Regions from separate parts of the Homo sapiens genome. Here region 2 is linked to region 1. Evidence: read pairs that join two places in POLR2A ChIA-PET (ENCODE). Cell type or tissue: Panc1. All regions are shown on one strand. Links, peaks and the distances in the headings refer to the core of each region. The heading gives the core; the rest is flanking DNA.

The links. ChIA-PET counts read pairs that join two places held together with the same protein. Peaks named below come from ENCODE experiments on the same cell type or tissue, not always from the same donor. Only the 100,000 strongest peaks of a DNase experiment are listed, where the experiment ranks them.
Region 2: POLR2A ChIA-PET joins it to region 1 with 5 read pairs; 6 of 35 experiments call an interaction of 5 or more read pairs at or near these places.

The regions. Positions count from the first base shown.
Region 1 is chr10:21,506,810-21,511,193 of GRCh38, forward strand. No RefSeq gene overlaps it. Among named protein-coding and RNA genes, the nearest start is that of MIR1915HG, 12 kb to the left of the region's middle. In Panc1, for the core only: no CTCF peak of the experiment used is centred there; no DNase peak of the experiment used is centred there; H3K4me3 peaks cover 572 bases; H3K27ac peaks cover 2,849 bases.
Region 2 is chr10:21,454,871-21,459,254 of GRCh38, forward strand. No RefSeq gene overlaps it. Among named protein-coding and RNA genes, the nearest start is that of MIR1915, 40 kb to the right of the region's middle. In Panc1, for the core only: no CTCF peak of the experiment used is centred there; no DNase peak of the experiment used is centred there; H3K27ac peaks cover 227 bases.

The sequences.
Region 1 (4,384 bases), core at 127-4,126:
CTGCTGAGCGTTTTCCATGCAAAAAGGGTCCAACACAAACGTGTTGATGGTAGTGATTAGATGAATAACTGCATCTTACTGGAAGGCCTCTAGACTGCCTGCTACTATCTCTCCACCTTTTTCTTTCTTGTTTCAGTTATCTACCCTGAAGGAAGATCCAGACAGCAGGAATTAAGGAATCAGGGACACTCTGGCATCCTAGGTACTTGGGTTGTTTCCCATATATTCTTTTTAGACTATATACATACACATCTGTGGGCAGCAATCTCTTCTGATTCTCTTTTGGAATCCCTCCCACCCCCCACATACACACCTCTCTGGCCTTAAACATTTCTTGCAACAAGGGGACAACCACTGCCCTTTCCTGCCCCGCCCCCGCCCCCCACACACACCCGGTTAGGCACCAGTCGCCCCGCAGCCATGGCCGCAGCCGGAAAAGAATAGAGAGCTCGCTGTGCTGCAATCCAAGCCGCTCAGCTCTGGGCGAAGAAGACATCGTGGGAGCTAAGCAGTGGCACAGGATAGGGCTGTTCCCTGACCAATAAAGCATTTATTCAGCTGAGCAAACGTTTTCGGAGCACCCAGCATGGCACTGCTAGGTGCTGCTGTTCGGTCCCAGGAAAATAAAGGGAGATGGCAGTCCGCAAGGCGAATGTGAGAGGAGACCTGTACGGAAGCCATCGACAAGAGTTTCACACTACACGTTTTGGGGTCGTGTTTTTCCAAGCAAACCCGAGTGATCTTTAGGGAAAGCCAAATACACTAGACGAAAACATCCTGTTATGAGAGGCAGGGACGGTGGAAGCACAGCTATCTGAGAGTGCGTTAATCAGTCAGGATAGGGGCTTGGAAGCCCAGGGCTTGAATTTGGTGAATTCGTGCAATTTGGAGCATTTCGACTTAGTATTGATCCCTAAACTCAATTTTGAAAACAGCCTCCATTGCAGAAGTGTGGGTTGTGTTATCCCAGTATTTGCATGCATCGATTGGACTAAAATAAAATGCATCATACTCTCTGCAAAGAAGGAAGAGGCAGGGACAATCACAAGAGGAATAGCAGAAAGTGCATAGTTAATATGGGTTGTACGCGAATCCGTGAAACAAGTGCCTTAAACCCAGGGGGATTTCACGTAATAGCTAATTTGGTGAGAGCTAGCGCGCAAGCAAGCAGAGGGCCATCTTAGAAGGGAAGGAAGATAGCTGAATATAGGCTTTTCCTACTGGAATTAACATTTCCTTGTGATTTGCATTAGCTAATGTCTAAACCCTCACATGCAGCCCACCTAACCCAGGTTTTCTTCTACGCTTGTAGGCTCAGTAAGGAATTGTCTTCCTTCTAACTGCACTGCCAGAGCTCAGGGGCTGCGGAGAGGCGGCTGCTGCTTTTCCCCCGACCCACTGGGTCCTAAGTGCCGGGAAAGGCCGCAGGGCAGATGCTGGGGAGGCGCTCTCCGCTTGTCCTCTCCCGGCCTGCAGGACCCCAACGGGTTCTCTCCTCAAAGTTAATCCGAGGAATCCAGCGCCTGCCTGGTTTTGCCCATACCCTTCTCAGGTCCCAACTGGGAGGAAAGGGAACTGGAGGAGATGGGAAAAGGAGATAGGAATATTTTATCTTAAAGAAGACATTCTTTTTCCTTGTTCAACACACAAAACCAAAACCCCTTCCTCTTATTTCTCCCGTCTTCCGATTCCATTTTAGTTTCTAATGGAGACTGTGTGTGTGTGTGTGTGTGTGTGTGTGTGTGTGTGTGTGTGTGTGTGTAAGAGGGAGAGAGAGGGAGAAAAAGAGAGGGCGAGAGGGGGAAAAGAAACAGGGGGTTAGAGAAAGAAGAGAGAGATGGAGATCCCTTTAAACAAAAGACAAGAGGCCTGAGCTGGGGCCTGGAGCTGTCCCCGGAGCCTGCTCTGCCCCGCAGACCCTGCGGTCTCCAGGCCCGGTAGGCTTTTTCAGGTTCCGCAGGCCTGGCCGAACCGGCCAGATCCCGCGTTCCAAGCGTCTGGAGAACTGGAGACAAAGCCCAAGATCCAATCCCACCGCAGAGCGGCTCAAGCCGGCGCCCGGGACCCGCGGGCCTAGGCGCGACCCCCAGCAGCCTGTGACCGAAGAGGGGAGCCCGGGACCCCTCCGCCTCTCCGCAGCCCTCTCGGGCGGGGTCCCCCAGGCCCGCCCGGTTCCCCCTGCCGCACTCAGCCAGCTGCTTTTGGAGGCCTGCGAGTTCCAAACACGCCTTCCCATTAATTAAAACCTGGAAAGCCTGGCCACTTTCTTCTCAGGCCGAGGCAGCATCTCCAGAGGTCCCCGCGGCACTCTCGGCCGGCAACGGCTCCCGCGCGGGGCCTTGGAGGCCGAGCGGCCATTTACTGCCCTGTGATTGCGCCGAGGACCAGGTTAGCTCATAAAGCCTTTCACACTCAACAATGGGGATTTTCTCAACAATTAACAAGAAACAACATAATAAAGCCATTTACAAAGACCTTGCTATTTACTATAAATTAGGCACTCTTTAAGAGACCAGTGCGTAATTTCACACACTTTACAACTGGGGCTGCATTTTAAACACCCGGGAAAACAAGCTTGTTGCACTTTCCTGTGACCTAGCTGCGGTGCACCTCTGTTTCCCCTCTTCCCCGGTAGCAGCTTTGTTTGCATTGCTGCACTCCAACCTCCCCAACCGAGGGTGGCTTTCCAGGTCACTCTCTCACGTTTCCCGTTTCCAGGCCATCATTCCCCTTGCAGATGCACGGAGAGGTTCCCAGGGATGGGGACCACGCGCCAAACCCAGCCAGCCGGGCCTCATCCCATTCCTCCCACTGTGGGAGTTGCGCCCGGCCCTGCCTGCGCCCCCCGCGCCCTCCCCAACACCCAGGGCCTCTGGTCTTGAACCACTTCCCAGAAGGCGTTCGCGGCCACACTGGCCCAGGGGAAAGCCCCAACCCTTTGCCACTGGCGATCCACACGCGCCTTTTGGAGGCCTTGGCCAGCCCTCCGCCCAATGCGAAGAGCTGGGCCCCATTTGCCTGGGGAGCGGAGATGAGGCCTGGGCGAGAAGGTGAGAAACGGCGAGGCTGCGTGTGCGTGTGCCAGGGTGGGCGATGACTTCGGGACACACAAAAGGAGCGCCAAGTTGAGGGGAGGCGTTCCAGGCCCCGAGGGCCGGCCCCCGCGCGCCCTGCGCCCCCCGCTCGCCCCTGGCCTGGCCCCAAGGCCGACTGGCCGAGAGGCTGCTCGGGAGGTGCCGCGGCGCTGGCCCTGCCGCTCGCCCCGGGGGTCGACATCGTCACCCATTCAGAGGACAGCAAGATCTGGGCGGGAAAACAAAAGTCACAAAGAAATTTGTTTGCCACCATGCAAAATGGCGGCACTTAAACATCTTTCTTGTGGTGGTGGCCCGGCCCAGAGAGCCCGGAGCTGCCCTAGGTTTAGCGCGGTGCGCCCTAGAGCTCGGCGGCCTGGGGCAAGCGAGGGGGAAAGGGACCCTGAAACCCCTGCGGCCCCCAAGCCGGCCCTTAGCCCGCAGCCCATCGCGCGATCAGCCGGCCCCTGCCTTCCTTCCCAGCCCGCCAAGCCCCTAGCCCGCGCCAGCAGCCCCCGGCCACTGACCGCTGTTTACAAACACAGCCTGGGGGTGGGGTGGGCCGGCCGGAGCGCGGGCTGGCGGGGTGGGGGCGGCCGCGCGCCCCGGAGGACGCCACCAGCAGAGAGGAACGAGGAGTTGGTGCGAGAGAGCGGGCTCGGCAGCTGGAAAGGACTGAACGCCTTGTTTTTGAAACTGTCAATTCCCTCAACCCCTATTGTGAGGGCTTCATGCAAAACATCTCAGGCCTTTTAAAGTAGGAGCTTGTGAGGCCGCCACAGTTTGAAAAGAAGCGAGAGAGGAGCGGGGGCCCAGGGCATGGGCGAAGAATGATAGCTGGGCCCCCCTAAGCCCTCCCCACGTACTCTGTTTTTTTTTTTTTTTTTTTTTTTTTTTTTTTGCAAAGGAGGGCATGCCAAACAGGTAAAATGCAGCCCTCCCCCACCTCCTAGATCTGCCCTATGTCCCCATCCCCCAGGCTAGTTTGCAAAATGCCCTTTGGCCTAGGGAGCAAACCAAAACCAAAGCTAGCATCAAAAATAGTTTTTCCTTACAGGGAAGGGGAGAATCCTGGTATGATTGGGGTGACCGGGTGGACTCGCTAAGGTGGATGCCCTGTTCCTCCTTGCCAATTTCCTGAGGTTAGTTGATGGGAAGCATTTTTTTCCCCCTTTCCTAGTTTGGCTCTGGGAACTCCTTTTTACAACCTTCCCAGCAGGAAGTTATTTTTAAGGTGAAGCAAAACTCACCACATTTTCTTTATTTTTTAGATGCTAATGCTTATTAAAAAAAAAAAAAAAAAAACAACT
Region 2 (4,384 bases), core at 122-4,121, 52 kb before region 1:
TGCTCAATCAAAGGGAGATGAACATGTTAAATGTTATTAAAAAAATGGACAGCATATTATCTTGAAAGCCACAGTGAAATAGTAGCGTAAGTGACAAGCATTGCTTTCAGTGCTGTTTTAAGTTGGACGGTGGTTGAGGGGGTTTGCCAGGCCACCCTTCCATATAGTCAAATCACATTCAGTGGCTCAAATATAAAATGGATTGGATTTCCCATTGTAGTTTTATTTTCCCCAAGACTGTTAAATTCCTTTTTTCCCTAAATTGTTCATTCTTCACAGGCCAATTCTGTTTGAAAGACCAGCTTTGCTAATTGTACAAGATAGGCAAGTAAGCAAGAGACTCAATTTCACTCTTTTCTGTTTTTTGAGACAGGTTCTTGCTCTCTTACCCAGGCTGGAGTGCAGTGGCACAATCACAGCTCACTGTGGTCTGGACCTCCTGAGCTCAAGCGATCCTCCCACCTCAGCCTCCCCAGTGGCTGGGATTACAGGTACACACCACCATGCCCGGCGGATGTTTGTGTTTTTTGTAGAGACAGGGATTCACTGTTGCCCAGGCTGGTCTCAAACTCCTGGGCTCAAGCAATCCACCTGCCTCAGCCTCCTAAAGTGCTGGGATTACAGGCATGGGCCACTATGCCCAGCTGATTTTACCACTTTTGACATTGTTAAAATTTAATTTGGCAGAGAAGGGTGTGTTTGGGTTTTTTTCAATAGGGTATTTCCAGTGAAAAGCTTTTTGCATTTTTGTTCCCTTTTTAAAAACCAGGAACATTAGAAGTTTCCTCTTCTTTAGGGATATTCCTTAAAATAATTGGATTTAATAAATTACTGGGAACAAAAAGAGAGAAACAGCAATTTTTCACCTTCTTTGAGAATGAAAGAAACAAAGAAAAGAAAAAAAAAGAAATAGCAATTTGAAAATAAAATGCCTGAGGTATAACACTCAGACAAACATATTGCTCCTTTATAATAAAAGAGATTTCCACAGAACAGGTGTGTTGGTTGTCAGAAAGGCAACAATCAGTTACTGGTTTAATTCGGGAGATGATTAAAACATTCATATGCACAGGAATGGCACCGTTACCAAGTTCTTCCATGGATGACTTTGGGCAAAGCGACCAATGAATCACAGCCTCCCGGAAGGACAGACAGCTCCAGAGGAGTCCTGTCTCTATATGGGTGGAAGTGTTCCAGGTATCGGCTGGTGTTAGAGGAGGAATCCAAATCAGACTTCCTAAATATGTTCAGAATGTTGTGCAAGCATATTTATTGATGTGAAAGAAATTTGCGAATTGGCAGTGTTCAATTTCTTTTTTCTTTTTTTTTCTTTTCTTCAAATAGGGTCTTACTCTGTTGCCCAGGCTGGAGTGCACTTCACCATCACAGCTCAGCCTTGAACTCCTGGGCACGCGGGATCCTCTCGCCTCAGCCTGTCATGCAGCTGGGACCACAGGCATGCACCACCCTACCCAGCTTATTTTTTTTATTTTTGTAGAGATGAGTTCTCACTATTTTGCCCAGGCTGGTCTTGAACTTTTAGGCTCAAGCAATCCTCCCACCGCAGCCTTCCAAAGTGTTGGGATTATAGGCATTAGCCACTGCACCTGGCCCAATTTCTTAACAGAAAACAAATCTGAAGCAAATAAGGTATAGATAGATTGATAGATTATAAATCTACATTAGTCCAGTACCAACAGGAAACAGATGCCATGCTCAAACTGGATAATTAAATATTGTTAAATGAAGAGATAATTTATAAAGGTGTTATATTAGTTTACTAGGATTGTCATAACAAAATACTACAGAGTGGATGGCTTAAACAATAGAAATTTCTTTTCTCAGAGTTCTGGAGGCTAGCAAGCCAAAATCAAAGTGTCAGCATGGTTCATCTCTTCTGGGGGTGTAAGGGAAAGACCAGGTCCACGCCTCTGTCCTTGACTCATAGATGGCCATCTCCTCCTGGTGTCTTCACACTGTCTTCTTTTACGTGTGTCTATTTCTGAATCCAAATTTATGCTTTTTATACAAATAACACTCTCATTGGATTAGAGTCCACTTTCTTTTATTGTTTGAGGCGGGGTTTCACTCTGTGGCCCATGCTGGAGCTCAGTGGTGAAATTGTAGCTTACTGCAGCTTCAGACTCCTGGGCTCAAGTGATCCTCCCACTTCAGCCTCCTAAGTAGCTGGGACTACAGGTGCACACCACCACATCTGGCCAGAGCCCACCTTTATGGCCTAATTTTAACCTCATTACCTCTGTAAAGGCCTTTTCTCCAAATAAGGTCACATTTTGAGGTATTGGGGGTTAGGATTTCAACATATTAATTAGGAGAGGGGAACATAATTCAACCCATAACAGGCCAGGAGCAGTGGCTCATGCCTGTAATCCCAGCACTTTGGGAGGCCAACGCAGGAGGATCACTTGAGGCCAGGAGTTCAAGACCAGCCTGGGCAACATGGTGAAAACCTGTCTCTACTAAAAATACAAAAATTAGCCTGGCATGGTGGCGCACGCCTGTAATCCCAGCTACTTGGGAGACTAAGGCAGGAGAATAGCGTCAACGTAAGAAGTGGAGGCTGCAGTGAGCCGAGATTGCACCACTGCACTCCAGCCTGGGCGACAGAACGAGACTCTGTCAAAAACAAACAAACAAACAAAAACAGGTGTAGACACTGCTTGAGAAAATCAACAAGGGATAGTACAGTACCCTGGGGCTAATCACAGCAGAAATCTCTTTCCACCCTAGGATGGAAGATGAATGGAGAGCAATATGGAACTTAAACCATCAGAAGATTGCTTGAGCCAAGAAGGTTGAGACTGCAGTGAGCTATGCCACTGCACTCCAGCTTGAGTGGAAGAGCAAGACTGTTTCTTTAAAAAAAAAAACAAAAAAACAAAAAAAAAAACGGCAGGGTGCGGTGGCTCACACCTGTAATCCCAGCACTTTGGGAGGCTGAGGTGGGCAGATCATGAGGTCCAGAGTTCGAGACCAGCCTGGCAAAGATGATGAAATCCCCTCTCTACTAAAAATACAAAAATTAGCCAGGCATGGTGGCGGGTGCCTACTCGGGAGGCTGAGGCAGGAGAATTGCTTGAACCTGGGACACAGAGCTTGCGGTGAGCCGAGATCACGCCATGGCACTCCAGCCTGGGCAACAGAGCGAGACTCCGTCTCAAAAAAAAAAAAAAAAAGGAAAAGATACAAAGGTCTTGTGTTTTGGCTGGTACCCAAATATTCAGGGAAGGGTATCTATGAAGCATTGAGGAATTAACTACCTTCAGAGTTCTCCGTGAAACTCTGATAAAAGTTATTTTTATACCCCAAGTGTCCTGACTACACTAGCAATCAACAATCTTTGCTGAGGCATCTATGCAGAATGTGTGTAAAAATCTTTTATGGAACCTCCCAAAATACCCTTTCCCATAGAGTGCCAGAACACTCAGTGTCCTTTGATGAGATCTAAACACAGCAGAGTTCATTTCTTTGGAATCACCATTATAAGATTTTCTGCGTGACTTCTGCAATGTCATAGCAGGATCTCTCTGTTTTTATATTGGCGAACAGATGTAAAGTTTTAGCTTCAATATAAAGGTTACTGCATAAATTCTGTATGCCTTCGTAAGTCCTGTGACATGGTAAATAAAGTAAAAAACCAGCATCTACACATACGCTATAAAAGTCTCATATCAGTTTTCATCAGCAGATGAAGAGTTACATACCAAACATGTGCAAACATGTAATATTAGAGCTTTCCAACTCAAAAAAATACTAAGCTTTTTCTCAAACTAACAATGATTATATTCCTCTGAGGGCTATGAATATGTAGAGTTTGAAGGTTTTATGTCCAACTATTCTTAAAGTTATTTGAGGGCAGAAAAAGGTCACTGGGATTTTTTTTAAAAATCATTTTATAGAAAAACAGCTGGACTGATTTACTCTAACATCTTCCAGCTATGAAATGGGAAGAAATCTGCCCTGCATAAACCTGAACAGCACGACATTTCAGAAAGAAAGCAAGAAGATTTCTTGGCTGGGCATGGTGGCTCACGCCTGTAATCCCAGCATTTTGGGAGGACGAGGCGGGTGGATCACCTGAGGTCAGGAGTTCTAGACCAGCCTGGCCAACATGGTAAGACCCCGTCTTTACTAAAAATACAAAAATAACCAGGCCTGGTGGCGCATGCCTGTAATCTCAGCTACTTGGGAGGCTGAGGCAGGAGAATCGCTTGAATCTGGGAAGTAGAAGTTGTGGTGAGCTGAGATCACACCACTTTACTCCAGCCTGGGCAATAGAGTGAGACTCCATCTCAAAAAAATAAAAAAAAAAAAAGAAGACAAAAGAAAAAAGAAAGAGAAAGCTGAAAGATTTCTGTGTGGA